Linked DNA regions of Homo sapiens: all the other regions are linked to region 3. The links are chromatin contacts, found by Hi-C or POLR2A ChIA-PET in ENCODE. All regions are on one chromosome and are shown on one strand. The core of a region is the stretch at or near the end of the contact, and the rest is flanking DNA. Distances in the headings are between cores, read along the strand shown.

The links. Hi-C counts contacts between places; a loop is a spot of excess contacts on that map. ChIA-PET counts read pairs that join two places held with the same protein, here RNA polymerase II (POLR2A). Pooled maps may share reads with other maps.
Region 1: a map of naive thymus-derived CD4-positive, alpha-beta T cell shows a loop between it and region 3 (14-fold over the local background). The contact joins the promoter of ZFAND2A-DT here to the promoter of LINC03015 in region 3. A Hi-C loop is called at or near these places in 1 of 168 maps with a recorded cell type or tissue (naive thymus-derived CD4-positive, alpha-beta T cell), 2 of 37 single-sample maps with no recorded cell type and 8 of 50 pooled maps.
Region 2: a pooled map shows a loop between it and region 3 (28-fold over the local background). The contact joins the promoter of INTS1 here to the promoter of LINC03015 in region 3. A Hi-C loop is called at or near these places in 1 of 37 single-sample maps with no recorded cell type and 6 of 50 pooled maps. POLR2A ChIA-PET finds 5 or more read pairs at or near these places in 1 of 52 experiments (OCI-LY7).

Annotation. Positions count from the first base shown.
Region 1 is chr7:1,158,992-1,161,691 of GRCh38, forward strand. It overlaps ZFAND2A-DT (ZFAND2A divergent transcript), which reads left to right and starts at 1,383. Exons shown (of 3, transcript NR_110069.1): 1 at 1,383-1,632. It overlaps ZFAND2A (zinc finger AN1-type containing 2A), which reads right to left and starts at 1,205. Exons shown (of 5, transcript NM_182491.4): 1 at 973-1,205. RefSeq lists enhancers at 307-821, 822-1,334, 1,335-1,848, 1,849-2,361 and silencers at 1,144-1,683, 1,694-1,743.
Region 2 is chr7:1,502,983-1,505,682 of GRCh38, forward strand. It overlaps INTS1 (integrator complex subunit 1), which reads right to left and starts at 1,407. Exons shown (of 48, transcript NM_001080453.3): 1 at 1,341-1,407; 2 at 921-1,019; 3 at 1-209. The coding sequence starts at 978. RefSeq lists a silencer at 1,053-1,612 and an enhancer at 2,499-2,700.
Region 3 is chr7:148,034-150,733 of GRCh38, forward strand. LINC03015 (long intergenic non-protein coding RNA 3015) reads right to left here and starts at 1,405. Exons shown (of 3, transcript NR_134325.1): 1 at 1,296-1,405; 2 at 499-585. It overlaps LINC03014 (long intergenic non-protein coding RNA 3014), which reads left to right and starts at 1,685. Exons shown (of 2, transcript NR_108065.1): 1 at 1,685-2,099. RefSeq lists an enhancer at 1,136-1,430.

The DNA of each region.
Region 1 (2,700 bases), core at 133-2,632, 1.0 Mb after region 3:
CCTCCTAGACTGTCGCCTAAGACTGGAACACTCTCGCCCATGGCAAACGTCTAGTTATCCCCTCCCGCCTCAGTTTAAAGCCATTCCCACCCTCCCCAGTTCCCTCTATGTTACACGCCCGCTACTTAAGGTGCCCATTAGTCCTTTCCCAGCCCTCCTTCGCCCACAGCTTCCAACTACAGATCCGCTGCTTTACTATTAGCTCCCGGTGCCCGACACACAGCAGGCGTTCCGAAATTGTTTTGTTCAAGGAATTCACAAGAGTTTGATGTGAATCCCCAAATGATTTTGTTCTGGACGCACAGCACCCGTCCTAGGAAACCAACACCCTACCCTGGCGGGCCGGGCCCGCAGCAAGAAAACACACATCTACGTGGCTGTCACTCGGCTGGCGGGTTAACGACCCCGTGCGACCCGGTACTACGGCCCCGATGGCAGGCCCGGCCCCCAGCAGACAGCCGGACTCCCAGCAGACAGGCCGGACCCCCAGCAGCCAGACCCCGGCAGGCCCGGTCCCCAGCAGACAGCCGGACCCCCAACAGCCAGACCCCGGCAGGCCCGGTCCCCAGCAGACAGGCCGGACCCCCAACAGCCAGACCCCGGCAGGCCCGGTCCCCAGCAGACAGGCCGGACCCCCAGCAGCCAGACCCCGGCAGGCCCGGTCCCCAGCAGACAGGCCGGACCCCCAGCAGCCAGACCCCGGCAGGCCCGGTCCCCAGCAGACAGCCGGACCCCCAACAGCCAGACCCCGGCAGGCCCGGTCCCCAGCAGACAGGCCGGACCCCCAGCAGCCAGACCCCGGCAGGCCCGGTCCCCAGCAGACAGGCCGGACCCCCAGCAGCCTGACCTCCAGCAAGCAGCCGGACTTTCAGCAGCCGCACTCCTAGCAGACAGGCCGAACCCCCGAGCAACCTGACCTCAAGGCAGGCCCGACCCCCGGCAGACCCTGTCTGCGCAATCCCGGCCCCGTACCTGGCTCTCGTCGGGGACCCAGGCAGCTGAGGTGAGCAGCAGATGGAAGAGACGTAAACTCAGGTGTCCTCCTCCGTAGTCGGCTCCGGGTAGCTAAGCAGAAAGAACCTCGACACTGGCACCGAGACGCCGTCGGAGGCACACCCACACCCACACCGGAACGCAACATCTCGCTGCCCGCGGCCTACGGGGATTTATCCGCAGCCCCCGGATCTGAGAGCCGTCTGGGCCTTGGGGTTTCCGGGCGCGCCCCGACAACGTCACCCGCAGACCGGCCAATCCCGCCAGGCCGCGGCCCAGTGGCGCCGGCGCACACCGAAGACGACACCAGCCATCCGGCCAATCCCGCCCCGCCGCGCCCCGCAGGCCCGCCCACTCCTCGCTTCTCCACTTCCCTTCTCGAAGTGTCCGGTCGCTTCTCGCAGGCGGCGCGCTTGCTGGGTCACAGTGAGGCGGCTCCGCGCAGGCGCAGCCGGGCGGGCGAGGAGCGGGGAAGCTGACTCAGGGCTGCGGCCGGGGTCCTGCGGGGTAGGAGCGCGAGGCCGGCCTGAGGGAGGAGGCCTAGCGACCCATCCGGCGCCTCCCGCCCCGGGCACCCGCCCGCGGCCGCGCATCCTGCGGGCCCCAGGAGGCCTCCATCTCAAAACAACGTGTTTTTAGGTAATTTCAAACTTAGGGAAAAGCTTCAAGAATAATACCGAAAATGTCAGTGTCCCCAGCACCTAGATCCCCCAGTTAAATCCTTTTCCATTTCACCGCGCTGCCCCCCGCCCCCTGGACGGTTATGTGGCCGCGTGGGGTTGGCTCTGCCCAGGGCCGCGGTCACTGCACAGAACGCCCTGCACGTAAGGGGCTCCGCCTGGGTAAGACCCCGCCCAGCTGGGCAGGAGGAGGGCGTGGGCCCAGGACATGGAGACCAGCCTGGGCAACATAGCGAGACCCCATCTCTGCAGAAATAAAATATTAGCCGGACGGTGCACGGTGGCTCAGGCCTGTAATCCCGGCACTTTGGGAGGCCGAGGTGGGAGGATGGCCTGAGGTTAGTGTCTCACATGTCTGTGTGAAGAGACCACCAAACAGGCTTTGTGTGAGCAACAAGGCTGTTTATTTCACCCGGGTGCAGCCCGGCTGAGTCGGAAAAGAGAGTCAGCAAAGGGCGATGGGATTATCATTAGTTCTTACAGGTTTTGGGATAGACGGTGGAGTTAGGAGCAATGTTTTGCAGGCAGGTGGTGGATCTCATAAGGTACATTCTCAAGGGTGGGGAGAATTACAAAGAACCTTCTTAAGGGTAGAGGAGATTACAAAGTACATTGATCAGTTAGGATGGGGCAGAAACAAATTACAAGGGTGGAATGTCATCAGTTAAGGCTGTTTTCACTTCTTTTGTGGATCTTCAGTTGCTTCAGGCCATCTGGATGTATACATGCAGGTCACTGGGGATATGATGGCTTAGCTTGGGCTCAGAGGCCTGACAGGAGTTCAAGACCAGCCTGGTGAACATGACGAAACCCTGTCTCTACAAAAATAAGAAATGAACGCAGCATGGTGGCATGCACCTGCAGTCCCAGCCTCTTGGGAGGTGGAGGCATAAGTCAGCTGTGAATGCGCCCTGCACTAGAGCCTGGGCAGCAGAGCAGACCCTTCCTCAAACCCAAAAAGCGTCGTGCCAACCAGACCAGATGGTCGCCTAATCAATAGAGACCATGCCCAATCAGGTAAGGACAG
Region 2 (2,700 bases), core at 157-2,656, 1.4 Mb after region 3:
CAGGGCACTCAGAGGGGGTGTGGAGGAGAGTTTGGGGCGTTTGGTGAGACCGGTGAGGGCCGAGGCACTGGACAACGCGGCCGCCGCATCCCGCTTGCGCTCAGAAGGCAGGCCGGAAGGGGCTGGCTTCAGCAGGGTGGACGCCGTTTTCGATTCATTGGCCTGACCCTTTGAGCCCAGAGCAATGAAGTCTCCTGGGGGAGGGTGCCCTGCAGAGAAAGGAGAGAGAAAACCGGGCACATTTGCAACACCCAAGATGGAAAAAGACTGACTCTAACCTCCTGTTATGTCAGAGGGGATTAAACAAGGGTCAGAGGAGGCAAGGAAGAAGCCAGAGCTCACTCAGCAGCCTACAGCAGAGCTGGGACCAGCAGGATACGCACAGGTGATGGTGGACAGTCACGTAGCGCTAACCACAAACCAGGCCATCTCTGGTCTATCCAAATTAGTGTGCTTAGTAACCCCCGCCCCGAGTTTCCGCAATAGGTGCTATTACTCTAACTTTACAAGAGAGAAAGGGACACAGAGAGGTTAAGCGACGTGCCCAGCGTCACACAGCAGGCGAGTGGCAAAGTCCGGAGGATCTGAGCCGACAGTTCAGCCGCAGACCCCGTGCTACGCTACACTGTGCTGCCTCCCGCCTCCTGGCTGGGGAGACCTTCCGCTACTGTCGGCCGCCTTGCAGCTCAGCCTGAAACGAGATCACCGGGGTCCCGAAGGAAGTCGCCACTGTCCCAAGCCTCCCAGGGACTCTCAGAGCCGCTGAGGACCGAGAGCAGTGTTTCCAGACCGAATTCCTGGAAACAGCCGCGGCTGCGGAACAACCAAGCCCAACGCAGGATCCGCGGCAGCTGAGATCCCCAAAGACCCCCAAAGACCCCCAAAGACCCCCGGGCTGCAGAGCGAGGAGGGAGACGCACCTGAGGGTTTGGCCGCGGCGCTGGGCCGGCGCACCGTGGTGGGCTTGGCCCGGTTCATCCTGCCCCGTCCCTCGCGGCTCCCGGCGGCTGCGGCGTCACCTGCGGAGGAGCCAGCGTGCGGTCATTCCTTCACTCATTCGCTCGTTCGCTCGCTCATTCGCTCCCTTGCCGCACGGGGCTTGGGCCTGGGACCCGGGGACAGTGGTCCCGCGCCCGCCCGGCGGGGCGATGCTGCAGGAGCTGCAGGGACCCCGCCTCCCAGCCGCCCGGGAGCGGCTCAGTCGGGCGGCAGCAGGCGACGCGGACGCCGGGCTGGAGGCGGCAGAACCAGAAGGGACGGCCCAGAGGCCGGGAGCGGTAGCCGGGAGAACCAGGCGCTCGCCCGGCAATGAGGAAGCGCCCAGGCCGCGGCTCACTTACCTCTGGCCCATCGCGACCGGAGCGCCGCCGCCGCCACCCGGCCACCCCGGAATCGGAAACCGATCTCACCGCCCTCGAGGACCCGACTTCCGGAACAACCGGAAGGAAAACAGTGCGGCGGGAAGCGGGCCCAGAAGGAGGCGCGAGAGGCCCGCGGCGCCGGCCTGATGCCTGCAGCGCCCCATGGCGGCGGGAGGCGGGCTGGCCGGCGCCGCGCGCATGTGGTCCGGTCCAGGTGGGTCGGCGGCGCGGGGCAGGCGCTGGCCTCTCCATTCACAGGTGGTGCTGGCGTTGCGAAGGGACGCACTCCAGGACGCACGGCGGGGAGGAGTGGCGTCAGGGATCCGCGGATGAGTCAAGTGGCAGGTTCTGCACGTCCCGGAGAGCGGGGGCGGCCGGGGCGCAGGCACTGGCGAGGGGGCGCAGCCCGGGGGGCTCCCGGGGAGAGACCCTGTCTCAAATAATAATAATAATAATAATAATAGCTTTATTGAGATAGAACTCGTGTTCCACAAAGTTCACCCTTTTCTTTTTTCTTTTTTTTTTTGGCACGGAGTCTCGCTCTGTCGCCCAGGCTGGAATGCAGTGGCGCGACCTCGGCTTATTGCAACCTCCACCTCCCAGGTTCAAGCGATTCTCCTGCCTCAGTCTCCCGAGTAGCTGGGATTACAGGCGCCCGCCACCATGTCTGGCTAATTTTTTTGTGTTTTTAGTAGAGACGGGGTTTCACCATGTTGGCCAGGCTGGTCTCGAACTCCTGACCTCAGGTGGTCCGCCCGCCTTGGCCTCCCAAAGTGCTGGAATTACTGCGCCCGCCCCGCCCCCACGCCTTTTTTTTTTTTTTTTTAATGGAAACACTGATGGGAACAAAACTCAAAAGACACAAAAGATCATACAGTTGCCAGGTGTGATGCTCATGCCTGTAATCTCAGCACTTTGGGAGACCAAGGCAGGAGGATCGGTTGAGTTCGAGACCAGCCTGAGCAACATAGCAAGACCCCCATCTCTACAAAAAAATAAAAATTAGCTGGGCATGGTGGCATGAACCTCTAATCCCAGCCCTTTGGGAGGCCAAAGTGGGAGTCTGAGACCAGCCTGGGCAACATAGTGAGACCCTATCTCTACAAACAAAAATCAAGAATAAATTAGCCAGGCATGGTGGTGCATGCCTACGGTCCCAGCTACTGAGGAGGCTGAGGTAGGAGGATCTCTTCAGCTTGGGAGGTCAAGGCTGCAGTAAGCTATGATGGTGCCACTACGCTGCAGCCGGCCGACAGAGCGAGACCCTGTCTAAAAAAAAATAAAAATAAAAGGTGGGGGAATCATCCAGTCAAAGGGTCGAAGGTCTCCCCTGACCCCT
Region 3 (2,700 bases), core at 155-2,654:
AGGTAGCCAAATGTACATGAAGCTTTGATTGACTTCCCAGGAGTATGGGTTTGACAAACTAAACATTGTTTATAAACTATTTTAACAATCTGTAAGTCACCACACCAACATATTTAATTTGGATCATTTTATCTTTTCCAGGATGAGTCATGGAATGCATAACTTTTAATAACAAAAGCTTTAAGGACTCACGAAGGACAAGGCAGCCATCTTGGTTCTCCATGAGTCCATGCTTAACATCGGACTTATGTCCTCTTGGGTGCCAGTTGTTTCTCCAAATTGGGCACATAGCATGGATAACTGATGGGTTATCACAGGTAATTTGACTTAGACCATGGAGTTCATTCAAATTGTATATCTAAACAATTTCAGTATAGGCTGATTAAGTATGCAAACCTGGTGAAGCATTTCCTCGGTATTCAATTAATTTTTATTCTATTTGGGTTAGCAGTTTTATAAGCCAGTCAGTCTTTTCATTAAAGTTTCAGCAATTCTTACCCAGTCCAAATGATGTGATTTTGAAGTTACTAGAAACCTGTATTCCACAGTGCTTTTCAGGGTCCTCCCCATCCGTTCACGAACCTCCTAAAAGACACCATGTTCTAGGATTTTTGTGTGCTTGTGAAGTTTTCAGAAACTACATCAGCATGAAGCAATTAACTGCGGAAATGACTTTAAATACTCAAAAAGACACAATTGACAAAGAAATTTGGTTATAACAACAACATAACCATAATTATGATCGGTAGCATATACTCAGAAAAATTAGAATTTTAGAAATCCCATACAACTTTGGAACATATATTAATATCATTCACTAAAATATAACCTGAAGAAGGTTAAATTTTTTTTTTGACACTATTCTGTATCGAAAAGTCCAAAATGTTTCTTAAAAAGTAACTAAAAAAACACTGGAGTAATTAAAGGACACTTCCTGTGCAGGGGATGGAAAAATCTCAACAAAAAAGGAGCGCAGAAGAGCCTGGCTAGGCGGGAGAACACGGTCAGGCCCGCAGGAGACGCCGCGGCACCTGCCAGAAAGAGAGCCGCAGGCCAAGACCAGGAGACGCGAGAGAGGTGGGCAGGGCTGCCCGAGAGACCCAGGCGGCCATTGCCCGCCCTGCGTCTGCGCCTGCGCCGGAGCCTCCTCCACACTGCGCCAGCGCCGAGTCCGGCCGCCTCCTCATTGCGCCGGCGCCGGGGCTTCCTCCACACCGCGCCTGCGCCGATGACAACCCGCCTCTACAGGACGCCTGCGCAACGCCATAGTCACCTCATCAGCTCCGTGCACTTACGAGTCTCTCTCTGATCGACCACGTGTTCCTGTCGGCTCACAGAGGCCGCCTCAGGGTCCTCCCCCATTGTCTTCCTCGCACCCTCCACTGTTCCCGGCCCTTCACTCTGCGCTTGCGCAGGAGTCGCTCGCTCCTCTCTGCGCCTGCGCAGAGGCCACCTCCTCCCCGCCCGTCCGCTCCCTTGGCGTCGTCTTGGGCCGCGCCCCGACCCCTTCTGTTTACGCATGCGCAGGAGCCGCCCTGCGCGGGTGGGGGGCTGAGCCCCTGTGGCTTCAGGTTTAAAGGCGCGAGCGCCACCCACGCAGGCACAAGGGCTCCTAGTCGTTTTATTTTTAGCGTAAGGTTTTCCTCTTTAACAAGGAAGTAAAAAAAAAAGTTGTGCAATAAATATTAATCGTCCTTATATGTACTCGGGAACGTTCGTCCTTTAGGTTTTCTCCTGGCGCATGGGCGCCGCCAATCATTTCGGGGCTTATTTTGGTTCTAAAGCCCGGGGCAGCCAGGCCTCCCTGCCTGGCCTCGGCGGGGACGCGGGACCTGGGGCCCCGGACCGGGCCTAACCGCCCTGGCCGGTCCCCACTGATGGTGGCGGTCGGTCCTGATCGTCCTGATGGCAGCGACCAGGCTGGACTCGGGCTGTGCAGGGGCGAGGGGAGCAGGGCGGGGTGACGCCCGGAGAGCGGCCTGGAGAGCGCGTGCTTCAGAAGGCGTGGGCACCCTGTCCCCTTTGCAGATGGGGATGCAGGCCCTGGTGGCGGTGGAGGGGAGATGGGGGCAGGGACGTTGCCGGGCAGAGGAAGCTGGGTGAGTGTGCACTTGGTCCCCTTTGCTCCTCCCTGGGACTTTGGGCTCTATAGGGCAGCCTCCGAGGCCCACGTGCACACTCGGTGAACCACAGTCCAGACACAGGCAGGGCGGCAGGCCAGGGAAGGAGAGGCCAGGTGTTGGTGCATGGAGAGGCCAGGTGTTGGCCTGGGGGTGCTAAGTGAACCCCCAAGGTCGCGGAGACAGTAGGGCAACAGCAAAACGAGCTCTGCCGTCCAGGGCGAGGGCCCGGAGTCCTCCCCAGGGGTGGGCTGCAGAGAAGCCCCTGTCCAGGCCCTGCTCACCTGCAAAGTGCTCCCGAGCTCCTGTGCCCCCAGCAGCAATCCCAGCCCCGCTGACACCCAAGCTTGTCACCCGCTGGGTTTCTTGAGGTCTGAGGACCGTGGCTGAGGGTGCATGGGCGCTGGGATGGAGGGGGATGTCCTGTCCCAGTCTGTGCTTATTAATTGTTAAAGAGGGCAAGGCTGCTTTTATTCAAGGTGGGGGGGCTGCTAAAGCGAGATGTTGGGTTAGGGGAGGCAGATCCGGCTCAACTCCAGATAGAAAAAGTGGGAATTGACAGCCCAGGCGTAGGGTCGGG